Regions from separate parts of the Homo sapiens genome. Here region 1 is linked to region 2. A link is a loop called in an ENCODE intact Hi-C map of the cell type or tissue named here. Cell type or tissue: heart left ventricle. All regions are shown on one strand. Each heading gives the region's core, and the rest is flanking DNA. Links, peaks and the distances in the headings are about the cores only.

Region 1 (9,339 bases), core at 541-8,540, 58 kb before region 2:
GGCTCCAGAAATGCCCAGACAGCCACCAGGGTACCGGCCTGGTATGCACCATCCTGACCATCAGCCAGGAATGTCACCATTTTCTAAGATGCTCTACAAATCTGAACATCTCAAGGTCAATATTTGAGGTATAGTTCAGTCACTGCACTCCTAGCTTGGAAGTCCTAAGCTATGCAATAATTTATTTCTGTAATAATGGCCCTGATCTATTAAACCTGTCTCCAAGTTGCTTCTTCAAATCTATCTGGGTGCAAACAGCAAATCTCTGTAATTACAGTTTATACTTCTCACAATGTTCTACACGGCCTGCACTTTTAAAAGACTGGCCGGGCGCAGTGGCTCCCGCCTGTAATCCCAGCACTTTGGGAGGCCAAGACGGGTGGATCACCTGAGGTAGGGGTTCAAGATCAGCCTGGCCCACATGGTGAAACCCCGTCTCTACTAAAAATACAAAAATTAGCCAGGCGTGGTGGTGCACGCCTGTAATCCCAGCTACTTGGGAGGCTGAGGCAGGAGAATCGCTTGAACCCAGGAGGCGGAGGTCGCAGTGAGCAGAGATGGTGCCACTGCACTCCAGCCTGGGGGACAGAGCGAGACTCCATTGCAAGAACCACAAAAATATAATAAATAAAAGTTGGGCCTCACTCCTCCCCGGGGCCTTGGTGTGGCAAGCTGCAGGTGAAGTCAGAGGCTCTCTCACTCGTTGTGAAGTGTTTGTGCGTGTACATAGTCCACTAAAATATTCACTCAACATTCTGCGCATGCACGTTTTATAAAACAAGATTATCTATTTTCTTCATCAATCGGATTGGCACAGTCCTGAAGTGTGACAACATGCTGAGCTGTCAGGGGACTTTGAAACACCGCTGCCGGGGGCGTGACTGTCACAATCCTACTTAGCAATACCCGCTAGACCCAGACATTCCGGGCTTGATAGGCAATATAAAAAAGGCTATATAGCATCCTGGTGAGCGTTAGCATTCGCGGATCCGGTTATCTACAGCAGCACCGCCATAACAGACGGACGCGAACGCCCTCGATGCCCCGGGCAGGAAGCTTCCCCGTAGAAGTATCCCAGCGGAATGCCATGTGGTAGAAAGGCGGGAACGAGCGGTGTTTATATTTTGACTTGGGAAGCGCTCTAGGGACACGCTGTTAAATGGAAAAAGCAAAGAGGTGCAGAACAGTGAGTGTGGTGTGCTCCCACGGAGCAAGAGAGGGAAGGAAGACTCCGGGTGAACGCATATGCTTTCTTGCAATTGCACACAAGTTAGGCAGGGGATCCCAGAAAACCAGGTGCCTTTGCTTGTCTTGGGAGGGGGTTCTAGTGACTGCGGGCCGAGGAGGAGGAGACCTGATCGAATACGATTTTTACAATGTTTGCAACCAAAAGGAAGCCATGTCTCTGAGGGCAATGAGGACGGTTTGCAGAGAGGACACTGGTTAGTCTGGGATGCAGGGGAGAGCTGGACAACAGGACCATCTCGGAGGTGACGTCTTCCCTTGGGGACGCTGCAGGGTTCACAGGCCATGAGCCTCGGAGAGCCAGGCCAGGTGCTGGACCCTCAGAGAGAACCTGGCCTTGACTTTTCTTAAGGCCCGTGGCAGCTGAGCCGTGTAATTAAACAGTCAGGTATCAAGTCCTAGCATTGGGGCAGGAGGAAAAAGACACCCAAGTGGGCAGATGGCCAAGTCCTCTCGTCCTGGTGTTCAGGCAACCCTGGTGACACAGGGAGAGGAGCCCTTGCCCGGCCACAGCTGGCTCTGGTTCCTCGACCTGCATCTTTACAGGGGAAACGAAGCTTCAGCCAAACATCGCCTGTATCAAACCACAGTGTTCCCTTTGGCTTTATGTTGTTGACTCAAGGGAGTGAAGGAAATGAGTATTATTATTATTTTTATTTTTTTTGAGACAGAGTCTTGCTCTGTCTCCCAGGCTAGAGTGCAGTGGCGTGATCTCGGCTCACTACAACCTCCGCAATTCAAGCAGTTCTCTGTCTCACCCTCCCGAGTAGCGGGGATTACAGGCGCCCACACCATGCCTGGCTAATTTTTGTATTTTTAGTAGAGACGGGGTTTCACCATCTTGGCCAGGCTGGTCTTGAACTCCTGGCCTCGTGACCCACCCGTCTCAGCCTCCCAAAATGTTGGGATTACAGGTGCGAGCCACTGCGCCTGGCCAGAAATGAGTATGGTTAATCCAATATTATTCATTTGAAAATGTTTTGGTCTAAAAACTTTTAAAAACAAAATGGTTTCATTTTGTTTCTTTAATCACAGCACCCAAAAGGAAAAGCATCTCCTGGTTGTGTGACTGCTGCTGGCTGCCTGGCTGCGGGTGCTGTGGGGCCAGCCAGACCCTCATTCCTTGGTCCAGCCTTTCTTGAGCGCTTGCTGTATGCCAGGCTCTGTGCTGGGCACAAGGGGTGGAGACTACGAAAGGTGGAGGGGAAGTTAAAGCTCAGCGGGTGAGACACGTGCCACCACAGTGCCCGGCTTTTTCTTTCCGCGTCCCGAGACCTGGTCACCCTGGGTGGTTTTAGGAATGAAGGCAGCACCTGTGTCTCCAACGCCCTGCCCTGAGCCACGCATCCATCCCCAGAAGTGAGGGGATGCCCAGAGGAGGCCTCTTCCTCCCCTTCCTTTGGAGATTAAAATAGGATTTCGGTTGGAATGCAGCCCTCAGGCAGAACAATCGAGAAGGGATGGGGTTTCCGCACTCAGGTGGTGATACTGCAAATCAAAGGGACACCTTTACCTCCCAAAGATAGCTTTCTCTTTACCCTGCTCTGTTTCTACTTAATCCTGCCAGGAAATCTGAGCAGAAAAGCCTCTCCCCTCCCAGCGCCGCAGTGTTGGAAAGGATTTAAGAATCGCTGAAATCTTACCAAACAATGAGGGAGCTTTCCGGACGGAAGCCCGGACCCGGGGATCAAGGTGCACCCTCTGTCCCAGAGATCCGGTGGACCCAGAGAGAGGGGGTGTGGGGCGGGCCTGCCACGGACCCCTGGGGTTCCCGCACATCCTCGCTGCCTGTGGCCCTGCAGTACCTGAGCGCCTCCAGCACCGCCCTGTGCGCCTCGTCGCGGTGCTTCATGCCCACCAGGCTGCTGGCCCATTGCTGCATGATGCGCCTCTTCTCCACGCTGATGGCGTCGATCTCGGTGCAGGCCTGCAGCCAACAGGGGAGGGGGCAGGAATGGCTGTCTCATTTCATTTGCGAGCAAAGCCCAAGAACACCAGAGCCTCACATTCCCAAATCTTCCTCTTTTCCTTCTATCACCGGTACTTTCCTTGATCATGCATCTGCAGAGGGGTAAACACGAGCCTGAATGTAGCTTTCAAGATAACCCGTACCCGCTTTGAGCCTTTGCTCAGGGCCTGCGGTGCTCAGTGCTTGGGAATGAGGAGGAGGAGGGAAGGGAGGAGAGGGAGGAAGGGGGAGGGAGGAGGGGGAAGATGAAGGAGGGAGAGGGGAGGAGAGGGAGGAGGGGGAAGATGAAGGAGGGAGAAGGGGGAGAGGGAGGGGGAGGAGATGAAAGAGGGAGGAGGGGGAGAGGGAGGGGGAGGAGATGAAAGAGGGAGGAGGGGGAGAGGGAGGAGGGGGAGGGGGAAGACGGAGAGGAAGAGGGAGAGGAGGAGGGAGAGGAGGAGGGGATCCTGGCCAGCATCCGTGAAACACCTCTGCAGGGTTGGTGGTGTCATTGATTCGGACTGAGGTCCCACAGGACGGGCCCAGCACCGCTTCCTGTAGGGAGGCCATGATGGAAGGAGGTGTTTGTCTCAAGAATGGCCAGGGCTGGATGCTCTCGTCCAGCTGGGGGAAGCAGGGCTGCCTAGACTGGGAATGAGGAGGCACAACTGGACAGCCAGGGGTGGGCAGGTCAGGCAGGCTGAGCGGAGGCTGGAAGTCTAGGGGCATCGTGGGGGGCAGTGAGGGGCCACCTGCAGTAAGGGCTTGGCCCATGCAGGGGAGGGGCTTGAAAACTAGGGGGGTGGTTCAGGAATTTACTCCAAGGGAAAGGGGAGTTCCTTTATGCTTGGGGCACAGAGGTTAAGGCTGGTACGGCTGCCTGGGCTGAATCTCACCCGCTGTGCCTCAGTGTCCCCAGCTGTGACATGGGTACAGGAGCGGCACCTCCATGGGTACAGGAGCGACCCCGGGGCTGCCGGGTCAAGTGAGTTGATGCCTGCATGCCCAGCACGGCCTGGATCGCGGTCTTGTTTTGAGTGGTGTTTGGGATTCTTGATGAGTCATCCCCAATGCAAGCACTGTGACTTGAGCAAGCTGGCGGCCCGAGTCAGCCAACTGGGGCGTCCTGTAGAACGCCAAGTCCCAGAAGTGCCTGCACGCCGTGACACCCAGGCAAGCTTGGTAGACAGTGACTGAACCACAGTGCGCTAGAACATCACGGGGGAGCCGAGGGCAGCGCCGGGCATGAGAGAGGCCATCGCCCTGGAGACACCATGCTTGGCTGTGAGGGTTTCTGAACCATCTATTCATTACGACGTAACCTAAAATGGTGTGAATTAAGTATACCACGATGAGGGGGACTTTTTTTTCCTCTCACAGACGCTTACTTAGGATTATTGGGCAGCCTAGGAAGGGACACTGTGTACATCCCGGGACTGACTTCCCTTTTGTCTGTAGTATTTCCTTTTATTTTAGCTGACATGTTACAGCTGTATATCTCTGGGGTACAGAGTGATATTTCGACACATGTACAATGTGTACTGCTTGAATCAAGGTAATTAGCGTATCAGTCACCTCCAGCAATTGTTATTTCTTTGAGTTGGGAACATTCAAAACCCTCTCTTCTAGCTATCTGAAAATGTACAATAAATTATTGTTGACTGGGCCAGGTGCGGCGGCTCATGCCTGTAACCCCAGCACTTTGGGAGGTCAAGGCGGACGGATCACCTGAGGTCAGGGGTCCGAGACCAGCCTGGCCATGGGGGTGCAGGTGTCTATTGGATGCACGGATTCCCTTTCCTTTGGATAAATGCCCAGTCGTGGGACTGCTGGGTCACAGTTTTGTATGGGGGTAAGTTATTCACTAAGGAGGCTGCTCTGTGCCATTGGGCAGTGGGAGCTGGCCCAGGCAGCAGGTGGGGACCCAAATTCAGCCAGGATGCACCTTAAACTGAGCCTGTGCGAGGCCTCCCCATGGTGCCCCTGAGGCTGCCGGCCACAGCCTGGTTGACTGAGGTGCAGGTCAAGGCATAAGGATGGAAAGATGGCTGCCGGGCTCAGTCACCTGTGCATTTAGACCCCAGTTTTTCACAAAGGCAAGTGTTCAGCCTATGCAAATAGAATGTGCAAATAAGCAAAAAGAAAATGAAAATTCAATAACCCTAACACTTAGAGATAACCATTTCTAACTTCTTACACCTGTGATTGTGTGTGTGTGCGAAATCAAATTCTATATATTGTTTCATAATCTCCTATTAATTTTTTTTTTTGAGACACTTTTACTCTCGTCACCCAGGCTGGAGCAAAATGGCACGATCTTGGCTCACTGCAATTTCCGCCTCCTGAGTTCAAGCAATTCTCCTGTCTCAGTCTCCCGAACAGCTGCGATTATAGGCACTCGCCACCACGCCTGGCTAATTTTTGAATTTTTAGTAGAGACGGGGTTTCACCATGTTGGCCAGGCTGGTCTCGAACTCCTGACCCTCAGGTGATCTGCCGACCTCGGTCTCACAAAGTGCTGGGATTACAGGTGTGAGCCACCATGCCCCGCCATATTAAAAATTAATGTATTGTGCCAGGTGCGGTGGCTCATGCCCGTAATCCCAGCACTTTGGGAGGCTGAGGCGGGGGGATTACTTGAGGCCAGGAGTTCCCAACCAGTCTGGGCAACAAAAAGAAACACCGTCTCTACAAAAAGAATAATCATAATAAAAAAATTAGCACGGTGTGGTGGCATGTGCTTATAGTCCTACCTACTTGAGAGGCTGAGGTGGGAGGATTGCTTGGACCCAGAAGTTTGAGGCTACAGTGAGCCATGAGGGCCCCAGTGCACTCCAGCCTGGGGGACAGAGTGAGACTTAGTCTCTACCATCATTCTCAGCAAACTATTGCAAGGACAAAAACCCAAACACCGCATGTTCTCACTCATAGGTGGGAATTGAACAATGAGAACACATGGACACAGGAAGGGGAACGTCACACAACGGGGCCTGTTGTGGGGTGGGGGGAGGGGGGAGAGATAGCATTAGGAGATATACCTAATGCTAAATGACGAGTTAATGGGTGCAGCACACCAGCATGGCACATGTATACATATGTAACAAACCTGCACATCGTGCACGTGTACCCTAAAACTTAAAGTATAATTTAAAAAAAATTAAAATAAGAAATTAATATCGAGACAGGTTTCCATGTCAGTAGAGCTCTTTTTGGTGTAGTGTATTCTGATGCACAGGTGTATGAAAATGGGTTTCACTAATGTCCTCTTCTTGGGGTCTTTCTTTCTGATGACACAACACGGTGATGAGCGTCATCTCCCCCATGAGTCTCTATTCACTGTATTTATTTCTTTAGAGACGGGGGTTTCACTCTGTCACCCAGGCTGGAGTGCAGTGGTGCAATCATAGCTCACTGCAGCCCTGACTTCCTGGGCACAAGTGCTCCTCCTGCTTCAGCCTCCTGAGTAGCTGGGACTACAGGTGCACCCCACCAAGCCTGGCTTTATCATTTTTAACATACAAAAATGTTATCTGCATAGGTCTTTGCTAGGTTCCTTGGAATGGAGTCTAAGCACTAACAGGGTGCGGGGTTAGGGTTAGGGTTAGGGAGGGAGTGGCTGCATATGATCATATCGCCCTGGATGAAGATCTTGATAAAGATAAAGGCCAATCTGTATTTTCATGGCCGACAGCAGGGAGGGCTCATCTCTCCTTATCTTTGCCAACTCTGTAGGGGACTCCCTGTCCTTTGGTTACTTGTGACTTCGCTCGATGAACAGGGGCCCTGCTGTTGCCCCCGCACTGTTCTGGGTACTGGAAATGAGAAATGAAGGAAGTGCGGGCGGCCCCCTTCCCTGGGGAAGTTGCATCGAGGGGAGGGCGGGAGGTGCAAAAGGAAGCATCTACCAAGTAGCCCACCTGCCTCCAGGGTGTGGAAGCACACAGGGCGAGTCTCCTTGGCTTTCAGCCTCTCTTCACAACCCCGGATTTACTAATGGCTGCGAGTTGTCTTCTCCTGCCTGTCTCCCCGCCTTCATCTGGTTTGTGGCGTCCTTAATCTACAAAGGTTTTATTGAGGGTGTGATTGTCCTCCTAGTCTTTTGTTTTGTTTTGTTTTTTGAGATGGATTCTGGCTCTGTCGCCCAGGCTGAAATGCAATGGCATGATCTCGGCTCACTGCAACTTCTGCCTCCTGGGTTCAAGCGATTCTCCTGCCTCAGCCTCCCAAGTAGCTGGCATTACAGGCGTGTACCACCACGCCCAGCTAATTTTTGTATTTTCAGTAGAGATGGGGTTTTGCCATGCGGGCCAGGCTGGTCTCGAACTCCTGACCTCAGGTGATCCAGCGGCCTCGGCCTCCCAAAGTGCTGGGATTACAGGCGTGAGCCACCTTACCCGGCCCCTCCTAGTCTTTTCCTTTAAGGTTCCTGCTTTTGGTGTTATACTTTGAAAGGCCTCCCCAGCCCAGGATTATATAAATATTTTCATTTGTTTTCGTCTGGCACATTTTCCCCCATTTAAATACTTGATTCCATCTGGAATTTATTTTAGTGTCTGGTATGAGGAAAAGATTTAATTTTTTCCCAAATGATTAACCAAATGTCCCGACATCATTGGATGCATAATTCATTAGCTCTCTGGTAATTTATAATCTACTAGGTTTTTATATAAACTCTGGCTTGCTTTGGGGCTCTCTCATAGGCTTCAATGTCTTGCCTGTCTATCTTGTGACACATTATTTTAGCCTCTAGAACTTTACGGTTTTGTTTTATTTTAGACAGGGTCTTGCTCCGTAGCCCAGGCTGGAGTGCAGTGGTATGATCATATTTCATTGGATCTTTCATAGTTCAAGGATCTTTCATGATCCTTCCTTTTCAAAATTTTCTTGGGTATTCTTGAGCATTTAGTCTTCTAAGTGAACTTTAAAATCAATTCGTTGAGAATAAAGTGTTGTTGTTCTTTTTTTTTTTTTGACCTCCCGGGCTTAAGTGATCCTCCTGCCTCAGCCTCCTGAGTAGCTGGGACCACAGGTGCACACCACCATGGTGGGCTAATGTTTTATTTTTTTTTAATTATTATTTTTTTGTGGAGACAGGGTCTCACCATGTTGCCCAGTCTGGTCTTGAACTTCTGGGCTCAAGCCATCCTCTTGCCTCAGCCTCCCCAAGTGCTGGGATTACAGGTGTGCACCACCTTGCCTGGCCAGAGCTTTACTGTATACTTTAATATTTGGTGCGGCGATGCTAGGGTGATCTGCCATCCTGCTGTGTCCAGGACCCCCTGGGCTTAGCATGGAAAGTCCCTTGTCTTGGGGACCCCTCAGTCCTGAGCAGACTGGGATGGCTGCTTGCCCCGTTTGAATCTTCTCTTCCAAAACCATTCTTGGCTAGCCTTCCTAATTTATTTTTCAGATAAAACTCCAGAATTGTTTTGTTAACTAAGGGATTGTTTGTTCCTGAGATTCTGATTGGGACGTGCTCTACTTTAATTGCATTTGTAGCTGGAGAGACCAGTGCTGAGTAACGCCCAGCCCCGGGCCCTCCCTTTACCCTGGGAGCCCAGCGTGCTCATCCGTTCCTTCAAGTCCTCTTCCTTCTTTTTCATTGGCTGGGCACGGTGGCTCATGACTGTAATCCCAGGACTTTGGGAGGCCGAGGTGGGTGGATCACCTGAGGTCAGGAGTTTGAGACCAACCTGGCCAACATGGTGAAACCCTGTTTTTACTAAAAATACAAAAATTAGCTGGGCATGGAGGTGGGCGCCTGTAGTCCCAGCCACTCTGGAGGCTGAGGCAGGAGAATTGCTTGAATCTGGGAGGCGGAGGTTGCAGTGAGCTGAGATTGTGCCACTGCACTCCAGCCTGGGCGACAGAGCGAGACTCTGTCTCAAAAAAAAAAAAAGTTAATTGTTTCCTCCGTGTCATTCCCGCACCCGTGAATGAAGATGGTGACTCATAGTTTTTTTTTTTTTTTTTTTAAGTTGCAGTAACTTTGGTTTCTGGTGCTACCACTACAGACCTGAATCTGGGGCCAAGAGGGAGCAGCTTTCACCCCCTTCGTTCCCTCCACTCCCTACTCCACGAGGTGCAGAGATGTAGGAGCTACCCGGAAGGCCGGCTGCCCACGGGGGTGAGAATTGTTAGAAAGA
Region 2 (9,339 bases), core at 478-8,477:
CATGGAGAAGGATGAGATGCTGGGAGCCACCCTCATCCTGGCATGGGTCCCCAACTCTCGCATCCAGAGGCAGGACGAGGAGGCCCTGCGCTACATCACACCCGAGAGCTCCCCCGTTCGCAAGGCACCCCGCCCTCGGGGCCGGCGCACCCGGAGCTCAGGAGCCTCCCACCAGCCCTCCCCGACGGAGCTGCGGCCTACCCTGACCCCCAAAGATGAGGACATCCTGGTGGTGGCCCAGAGTGTTCCAGACCGCATGCTCGCCAGCCCTGCGCCAGAGGATGAGGAGAAGCTGGCGCAGGGCTTGGGGGTGGATGGTGCCCAGCCAGCCTCGCAGCCTGCTTGCAGCCCCTCCGGGATCTTGTCGACGGTCAGTCCGCAGGATGTCACCGAGGAGGGGCGGGAGCCGCGGCCCGAGGCCGGGGAGGAGGATGGCTCTTTGGAACTGTCAGCCGAGGGCGTGAGCAGAGACAGCTCCTTTGACTCAGACTCAGACACCTTCTCCTCGCCCTTCTGCCTCTCGCCCATCAGCGCGGCGCTGGCCGAGAGCCGCGGCTCCGTGTTTCTGGAAAGTGACAGCAGGTGAGTTCCTGGTTCTGGGCGTGGGCTCTCGGGAGGCCCCCAAGGCCTGACCTGGGCAGGAAGCACTCACCTGCGTCACCTGTGATGCCAGGTGAGCGCTGGAGGCATCTGCCCGACCTGCCCGCGGCTGTGGCCGTGGCTGTGGCAGGAGCCCCTCCCTGAGGCAAGGGCTTCAGCAGGGAGTCCCCACTTTACACCCCACTGAGAGGACTGTGAAGGGTGCGTCGGGGTGTCCACATTCTTCTCTCTCCTTGAGACTCACTAGGACTAAACAGGCCCTACCAGGTCTGATGGGCCCATGACCAAGGCTAAGCCCCCGGGAGTCCTGGTCCCTTCTGTTCCCATCACCGGAGGGGCAGGAGATTTTCAGTCCCCAAGCGAGTGCCCAAGAGGCCCGGGTGGCATCATTAGGCTCACGCACAGGGCTGGCCCAAGCCCAGATGTGCTGGTCTCCAGCTCCCCGCTCTGCCCTGCAGCCCACTGGGCACGTGACCTGGCCCCCTGTGGTCCCCGGAGGCTTCAGCCTCCCTCTTTCTCATAGCTGTGGAGGATGGATGTAGTCCCGGGGCAGTGTTGACCATATTCACCCGACTTGGCAGCCGCTATGCACCCTGGGGAGTCCAGCCAGAGTATCTGGACTCCTTGCTGGCCACACTTGCAGGAGCTAGAGTTGGGCCCGTGCCCTGCGGTGGGTTCCCTGGGCCTTGGAACCCAAAGAGACCTTCCTGAGTGGGGAGGGTTGCATGGTGCCACGAGGGCCCTCATGGCCTTGGGGTGAGTGCCCGTGTGGTCGCATAAGCCCGGAGCCCCAGAGCCAGCACAGGGGGCCTGCATCCGACTTCCACAGCCCCTTCCTATGCCCCGGCTGTGGTCCTTACGCTCATTAGATTTCTGGGCAAATAATGGTGGTGACCACAGACAACAGTAAGAGCCGACATCAGTCAGCGAGCAGGTCATTAACTGTTGAGCTCGTGGTGTGAGCCGGGCGCATGCTGGACGTGGGTGGTCTGGGTCTCGCCTGGGCGCTGGACACCGTGGGCTATGGATGGTACGTGTGTGCTTTCCACAGCCCCACGCCCCGTGAGGTGGGCCCTCCTATTATCCCCTGCTATCGAAGGGGAAAGGGCGGCTCGGAGAAGGTCAGCAGCTTGCCAGGGGTCTCCCAGCCAGTGCCCGGGCCAAGCTGGGATGTGAACCCAGCTGGGTCTGCCCCAGGGCTGCAGCATAAAAGGTCACCCCAGGCCGATTAAGCCGGGGAGTGGTGGGGCATGAAGTAAGGACACAGGCTTTGCTGGCCTCAGCAGGGGTGACTGTGGGACGGGTTCTTCCCTGATTTTATCCCTCCAGTAAAGATGCAGTCCATTAGAGCCCCAGGGTGAACCGATAACATTCATCTCAGTTATTGGAGAGTGCAGATAAAAGGAAGCCGTGAGCCGTAACTGAGGACTCCAGGTGCCAGGAGGCTTGCTGAGCTGGGTGGCGTCAGGCGCCAGGGAACCCGAGGAGGTGTGGGGGAGGCGGGGCCCGAACTCTGGTCCTGGCCTGGGTCCCGCAGGCCGGACTCAGTCGGAGCTCCCCCTGGTGGTGCCAGGCCAACAGTGCAGCAGAACCTGCAGGCGTCCCCGTGTCCCTGCATCCCCAGGGCCCAGGCGAGGGGAAGGTCCCAGTTGTGTCTCAGAGAGGTGGTGGGGTTGGCCCACGGTCTTGGGGCTGAGGATTCTGTGGCAGAACCACAACCAGAAGCTGGCCGGTCAGCTCTCTGTCCCGCAGCCCCATCTCGTAGGGAGCTCAAGTTTAGGAGTTAGGGAGTTGAGTGCCGGTTGAGTCCTGGCATCACTGGTTAGTGTGAACCTGGGAAATTCTTTCTTTTCTTGGAGCCTCGGTTTCCCTGTTTGTAAGATGAGGCTGGTAATATCCACTTTCTGGGGGTATTGTGAGAATGCACCCCGGTTCGCTTTTCCCCGCCCTTCGCCTTGCTGGTTCTTCAACCTGGCTGCATGTGGGGGTTCCTGGGGGAGCCTTTAGACGCTGATGCCCAGGTCCCTCCAGGTTCTTCTAGAGCAGTGATTCTCACCCGGGGCCGAGTCTGTGCCCAGGGGGTGTATGGCAATGCCAGGAGACACTTTTTTTTTTTTTTTATCACAACTGAGGGTGGGGATGTATTGGCATCAGTGGGCAGCGGACAGGCGTGCTGTGCACTCACTCTGGAAGCCAGGCTGTCCCTCTGCCTGGGACCCACCGGGGGCCGCCCATCATTTTCAGGATGAAGCACCATCTCCTTCACTCGGGGTCCAAGGCCCATCACCATCTGGCCCTGCTGAGCGATGCTGCCTGCCTCCCCACCCCCCACTGTGCACACCTCCAAGTTCGTCGTCCTCTCTGCCTCTAGATCTTGTGGGGCTCTCTCTGCCTCATGCCTTTGGCTAGGGATCCCCTCTACCTAGGCTTCCTCCTTCCCCTCTCTCCTAACCGGCCAGCTTATATGTTTGAGACTCAGCTCCTGGGGCGAGGCACCTTCATGTCAGCTTTTGGGGGAGGCTTCTCTATTCCCCCGAACCCTGGGCTGAGGAGGGCCCTCCCCATGGCCCCCTTCTCTGCTCTGACACTCGAGTCCCCACTGAGACACCCTGTCCGCCTGTCCGTCCCCAGCTGCTGGGAGGCAGATGGTGGTGAAGGAGTAAATTTTGGGGTCCGACAGATCTGTTTCCAGTCCTGGCATCATCCTGAGTTATGTGTGATCTTGTGGCCATTACCTCCCACATCCAAAACGCAGATGCCTCACGGGTGTGAAGTGCGGCCAAGAACCCCCTTGTAGGGCAGAGTCGGCGTGAGGGTTGAGCACCAGCCTGGGGTATGGGGTCAGCGAGCCTGGCCTGGGACTCGTCCCCACCCGGAGACCGTGCTGGGGGGTGCTTACCACAGCCCGGCCCTGCTCCTGATGAAGGCTCAGAAAATGCCTCTTGGCCACATGGCCGCGGGCTCGGTGTGGCTCGCACCTCAGGCCTGTGTCAGCCCGGTCCAGGGGAGGCTCGCTGAACGTGGCGAGTTGCAGCTTTGTGCTGGGACGAGGTGGATGTGGATGGGACTCTCCCCACCCCGCCAGAAGCGTGTGCTTCAGTGCAAGGCTGGAGTGAAAACAGCCTGTCTCCAAGACAGACTGCTGAGAGCTTTCTTTTTATTTTTAAAAAGTAGATATGGAGGCCGGGCACTGTGACTCACGCCTGTAATCCCAGCACTTTGGGAGGCCAAGGTGGGTGGATTGCTTGAGCCTAGGAGTTCAAGACCAGCCTGGGGAAAATGGCAAAACCTCATCTCTATAAAAAATACATAAAAATTAGCTGGGCATAGTGGTGCATGCCTATGGTCCCAGCTACTCAGGAGGCTGAGGCAGGAGGATGGCTTAAGCCTGGGAGGTGAAGGCTGCAGTGAGCTGTGATCATGCCACTGCACTCCAGCCTGGGTGACAGAGAGATACTCTGTCTGGAAAAAAAAAAAGAAAGAAAGAAAAAGAAAAGCAGACATGGATTCTGAAAGGGGCTGGGCGAGCCCTGGAATCTGCATTTCCCTGGTCTTTCCTTGCTCCTGTGCGCTTCTGGCCCCCACCACATGGTAGACCCAGGAAGCAGAGGTGGTGCTCCTTGCCCCATCCCCATCCCCCGGGGCCTTCGTATGATGGGACTGGAGATCCTTGGCTAAGGTGGTTAATTGTCCTAGACGCTGTAGAGCAGGCGTCCCCAGCCCGGCTGCCCATGAGAATGCCCTGGGCAGCTTTAAAAATCCTGATGCCCAGGCTGCACCCAGACCAATTAAACTAGGATCGCTGGGGTGGCGCCCAGGCATGGGAATGTTTTGAACTTCCTGGGGGTTTCTGAAGTGCACGTAGCGTTGAGAACCCCTGCTGTGAAGGGGCTGAGAGAGAGAGAGAGAGAGAGAAAGAAAGAGAGAAAGAGAGCGAGAGAGCGAGAGAGAGCGAGAGCGCTCCTGGTGCTCTGGGGTGGGGAGGGGTGTCAGGGCCGAGGACCCCAGATGACTGGCCATCCCGCCAGGCAGGGGTGTTGGTGAGGACTCGGGTGCACCCATCGCCACTCTGAGCGGTGGGGCGTCTATTAATAATTAACCCGGAGTTGAGTCCCCCCGGAGGGCAGAGCAGGTAGGCTGGCTCGAGGGTCCCCTCTAGTGGTGGATCTGAAGAACTGCATGTGCAGGCTGCGTGTCTGGCTGAGATTGGCCAGGAGGGACAACTCCCCCACCCCACCCCGGGGGCCTAGGGTCCCCCAGGTATATGGTTATTTGGCAAGTAGTTCACAGAAGAGCTTAGGGGTTAGAAATGGCAGTATCCCCCGGGCTGCCCACATTCGTGTGCTACCTGTAGAGTATGGCCAGGTGGGGTCTGCATGCTGGAAGGTGAGCCCACCTACTAAACCCAGAGGTCTCCTTTGGAAGCCCCAGGCCCCAGGCCCCAGTCCAGCGACGGCCTGGAAATCCTTGACCAAGTGAGTATTCGAGGCTGACTTGGGGGATGGGGTGATACGGAGAGCTGCTGTCGCCAATGCGTCGTCCTGCCTCCCCGCCCTGAGACCCCAAGACCCTGAGCTTCCCCGAGCCGGGGGTGAGCCCTGGGCTATCTTGGTCCTGTGCCCTCCTCAGTGTCAGAAAGCAAGGCTCTCGGGTGTGCTGGGGAGGGTGACCACCAAGCGCGACTGGTCATCCTGCCCTTGGTTTCTGTGCTGGAAGCTACCGTCCAGCCTAAAAGGCCAGTTGGGCGAGGGTGTGGAATAACGGGGCGCCATGGGGCTGGTACCGTGTCCACTGACCCTGCCCCGGGGATGTGCATTGGTGACCTGGATAAAGAACTGAAACAAGCCTGGGCAACATAGCGAGACCCCGTCTCTACCAAAAAGAAAAAAAAATTAGCTGGGTGTGGTGGTGCACACCTTTAATCCAAGCTGCTACTCCGGAGGCTGAGGCAGGAGGACTGCTTGAGCCTGGGAGGTGGAGGCTGCAGTGAGCCATGATCGCACCAGTGCACTCAAGCCTGGGTGACAGAGTGAGACCTTGTCAAAAACAAAAACAACAACAACAAAAACAAGAACAACAAAAACACCAGATTCTGCTCCCTAAGTGAAAATGTCTCCTCTGGACCTCATCCTAAGAAAGAATCCAAATTACAGATAGAAAGGCCAAAGTGGCCGGCACGTGGCTTAAGCCTGTAATTCCAGCGCTTTGGGAGGCTAAGGTGGGCAGATCACTTGAGGTTGGCAGTTGGAGGCCAGCGTGGTCAACACCGTAAAACCCCATCTCAACTAAAAATACAAAAATTAGTTCAGCATGGTGGCACATGCCTGTAATCCCAGCTACTTGGGAAGCTCAGGCACGAGAATCGCTTGAACTTGGGAGGCAGAGGTTGCAGTGAGCCGAGATGGTGCCCCTGCACTCCAGCCTGGGTGACAGAGCTAGACCTTGTCTCAAAAGAAAATAAAAGTAGAAAGACAAACGCTTCTGCATGAAGATGTTCATCGTGGTATTCCTTACAGTGGGGAAAAAGGAGCAGAACATAAGAATCCAACGGCAGAGGAGGTGGACCGACTAAGGTCCCTCTAAGGTCCCTCTGTTGGATCAGGGAGTTTTCAAACCTGGGCTCACGAACCCCTGAGATCTTACCCCACTTTTTTTTATATGAGGAGGAGGCACCATCTGACTTCCCAGAAGGTCTGTGACCTGTAAAACGTTCAGAAGCTCGGTGCTGCCAGATAGGAGAAGATGTGGTATTGACAAGGACTGTCAAATGGTCCATGCAGTGTTGCAGTGTGGAAATTTAGAGTGAATCAGACGCAAAGCAGGAAACGGGTTATGATTCTGCCCGTTGCAGTTAAACTCTGTGAAGAGGCCTGAGGTGCAGATGAGGCTCTCAGGGCAGGGCTGCCCAGCAGAGCTTCTGCCAGGGCAGACAGAACCCAGGTCTGCGCCGTCCCGCACTGCGGCCACTGGCTTCATGCAGCTCTTGAACCCTTGAAATGGCGCAAGTGCAACTGAATTTTTAATTTTACATAATACGGATTAATAAAATTGTTTTTAATTTTAAAATGTTTTTAAGTTTCGTTTTTAGAGACAGAGTCTCACCGTATTGCTCAGGCCGGCATACGGTGGCGGCAGCACAATCACAGCTCACTGCAGCCTCCACCTCCCGGGCTCGAGCGATCCTCCCACCTCAGCCTCTCAAGTAGCTGGGATTGCAGACATGCACCACCATGCCCCGTTCATTTATTTTATTTTTTAGAGACAGACTCTTGCTCTGTTGCCTAGGCTGGTCTCAAACTCCTAGGCTCAAGTGACCCTCCTGCCTGGACCTCCCAAAGTGCTGGGATTACAGGCATGAGCCGCGTGCCCGGCCCTGATGAATATAAATGTGGATAGCGCCTGTGGTCAGTGGCCACGGCAGTGGATGGCAGAGGTTGAGAGGAAGGTGTGCCCACGTGTTAGCCTAGTGTGATTATGAGCACTTTTTTTTTTTTTTTACTTTTCTGTTTTCAAAAATGTTATTCTGTGATTATATTAAGCTTAGAATGAAAACCAATGTATAAAAATAGACAGAAGGGGAGAACCTGCACATTTGGGGACGCTAAGCATCTCCCACTGCGCTGCACGCTGCTAACTAGTGAAGAGGCCTCCAGGGCGAGCTGGTCACTGAGGTCCTTCCAGTGACACCAGTGCCGCCGGCCTGCCACCTTGGGTCCCGTGCCGCCAGCGGGGCCTCCCCCTGGGGAAGTGAGTGTTTCGTTCTCTCTCTCCCTGGGTCCTCTTGTCATTCCCGGCATGCGTTCCCGGGGTGGCCAGCCTAGGCAAGATGGTGTTTGGGTGTTGGGATGGGCTGGGTGGCCTGGCCTCAGAGTTTGGCCACTTGTTACTGTGGTTTCTGTCATGCAGTTCCTGCCAGGTCAGACTCAGTCCAAGCGGGTTGGCGCGGCCACAGGTGGGCAAGGGCCAGGAGCAATGTGCTGCCCACCTGGGGGTGCTGCCGGGACCCCCTGCCCTCCCACTTTCCTCTTGCCCTTTCCTGCACACACACTGGGCACTTCACCCCAAGCATAGCCGCTTCCCACCTTGCTGCCCGCAGCTGGAATGTTCTCCTCTCTCCTGCTGAATCCCCAGCCCACCTGCAGGTGGAAGAGACTTTCTTCTCCGTGACCCCTGCTGGGACCTGAGCTTTCTCTCTGGAGAGCTCCTATCAAGGCCGCGTGGTGTTCCCTACGTGCGCCACCGTTCCCGGGTGCTTCCTCACAGGGTCCTCCCAGTGCCTGGGCCAGCGCCGTCAGCAGAGCGTCCTGCAGTGCACGCGGTCCTGTGCCTGTGCCCCACTGTGTGTGGCCACCACGCCCTAGAAATGCAGCAGATGTGGCCAAGCAACTGGACTTTGGTCTTTCTTTATCTTCAATGAATGTGAAGTTTGGTGGTCACAGCGGGAGGCCTCCATGCCTGACAGCACAGGTCTGGACGGAATGTTCCTGGGAGGATGGAAGGTGGACCCTAGAAACGTAGCGACCCTCCCAGCAGGACAGGCCCGAAAAACTCTCTGTCCAAAGTAATGGGGGAAAGACGAGATGATAAGACAAGGCCCCTCTACTCCCTCAGGGTGGCCCCTGTCATGGGGGCGATGGCACAAGGGTTCACCTGGAGCTGGCCAGTGCTTGGACAGCAGACCCCATGGGGCGGCCGCTCCCCACCTCACATGGCTTCCCTGGCAGGTGCCAGCCCACCCCGCAGGGCGTGCGAGGCAGTAATAAACGGCATCTAAGTGCTTTCTGCCTTTAGGAGGAAAAGGCTCCTTGTCGACCGAGTATCAGCGGCAGCGGCTGAATTATTAACGGCGTTATCGTTCATCGTTGGTGTAATGGCCCCTGTCCTCCTACACGGCACAGAGGACAGAAATGAGGCTCTCGGGGAAGAGTCCAGTCTCTGAGAATGAGCTAGAGCCAGTGCGCTTGGTGGGCCAGGACCCAGTGCTGGGAAGCATCCTTGCAGGAGCTCCCACGGAAGGCCCTGGGGGTGTCGCCCTGGACTCACAAAGCTCTGCTCGTTCCGGATCCCTTCTGCGTTTCCTGCCGTTCCTTTTCTGCCCAACCCTCCAGGCAAGCCCGAGGAGGATTAGAAACTCCTGGAGGTGGGCGAAGAAGTGAGCGGTGGCACACGAATCAGGACACACTTTGCCCTTCCCGTCTTTGTTCCGGGGCGCAGCAGCTGCCCAGCAAATCAGAGCCTGGAGCAGGAGACGGGGACACAAAGCAGGGGATGAGGAAGGGAGCAGGAGGCGGGGGGTGGAGGGAAGGGCATGTGAGAGGGTCCAGGGCAAGAGACAGCAGGGAAGGGGGCAAGGGGTGAGTGGGGAGGGTGGGCCGTGCGTGTCTTAGGGGCCACTCCAGCAGCAGCAGGGACCAGGGGCAGGTGCAGCACAGATATCCAGGAGCTGCCGCCACCCAGGGGAGGGACAACTGGGTCCCAGAGAGACCTCGGAGGTGGGATGGCCAGGAGCTGGGAGGGCTGCATCCTCCATTCCTCCCAAATTTCAGGATCAAACCCCTGATCCCGGTCGTGGGCCAACCAGGGCGCCCGGGGATACCCCGAGAGCGCCCGCCGCCCCCTGAGGATGCTCCAGGAACCCCCGCCCACCCCTCCGGGCCCAGCGCAGCCTGGCAGCCGGGAAGCCAGCAGCTCCTGAAGGTCTGTTGTTTGGGTTTGTTTGTGCTTCTGTAACCGGGAGCT

Evidence for each region. A loop is a pair of places that touch in the nucleus more often than their neighbours do. Peaks named below come from ENCODE experiments on the same cell type or tissue, not always from the same donor. Only the 100,000 strongest peaks of a DNase experiment are listed, where the experiment ranks them.
Region 1: it touches region 2 in a loop (3.0-fold over the local background); 7 of 110 quality-filtered maps call a loop at or near these places.

The regions. Positions count from the first base shown.
Region 1 is chr17:80,059,318-80,068,656 of GRCh38, reverse strand. It overlaps CCDC40 (coiled-coil domain 40 molecular ruler complex subunit), which reads right to left. Exons shown (of 20, transcript NM_017950.4): 10 at 3,051-3,172. LOC124904074 (a long non-coding RNA gene) reads left to right here. Exons shown (of 2, transcript XR_007065931.1): 2 at 9,172-9,339. Among named protein-coding and RNA genes, the nearest start is that of CCDC40, 27 kb to the right of the region's middle. RefSeq lists an enhancer at 1,941-2,765. In heart left ventricle, for the core only: no CTCF peak of the experiment used is centred there; a DNase peak (open chromatin) is centred at 4,279.
Region 2 is chr17:80,001,403-80,010,741 of GRCh38, reverse strand. It overlaps TBC1D16 (TBC1 domain family member 16), which reads left to right. Exons shown (of 12, transcript NM_019020.4): 3 at 1-582. Among named protein-coding and RNA genes, the nearest start is that of TBC1D16, 30 kb to the left of the region's middle. RefSeq lists an enhancer at 7,863-8,723. In heart left ventricle, for the core only: CTCF peaks have their summits at 2,161 (motif pointing left) and 4,762 (motif pointing left); DNase peaks (open chromatin) are centred at 2,161, 3,576, 4,217 and 4,771.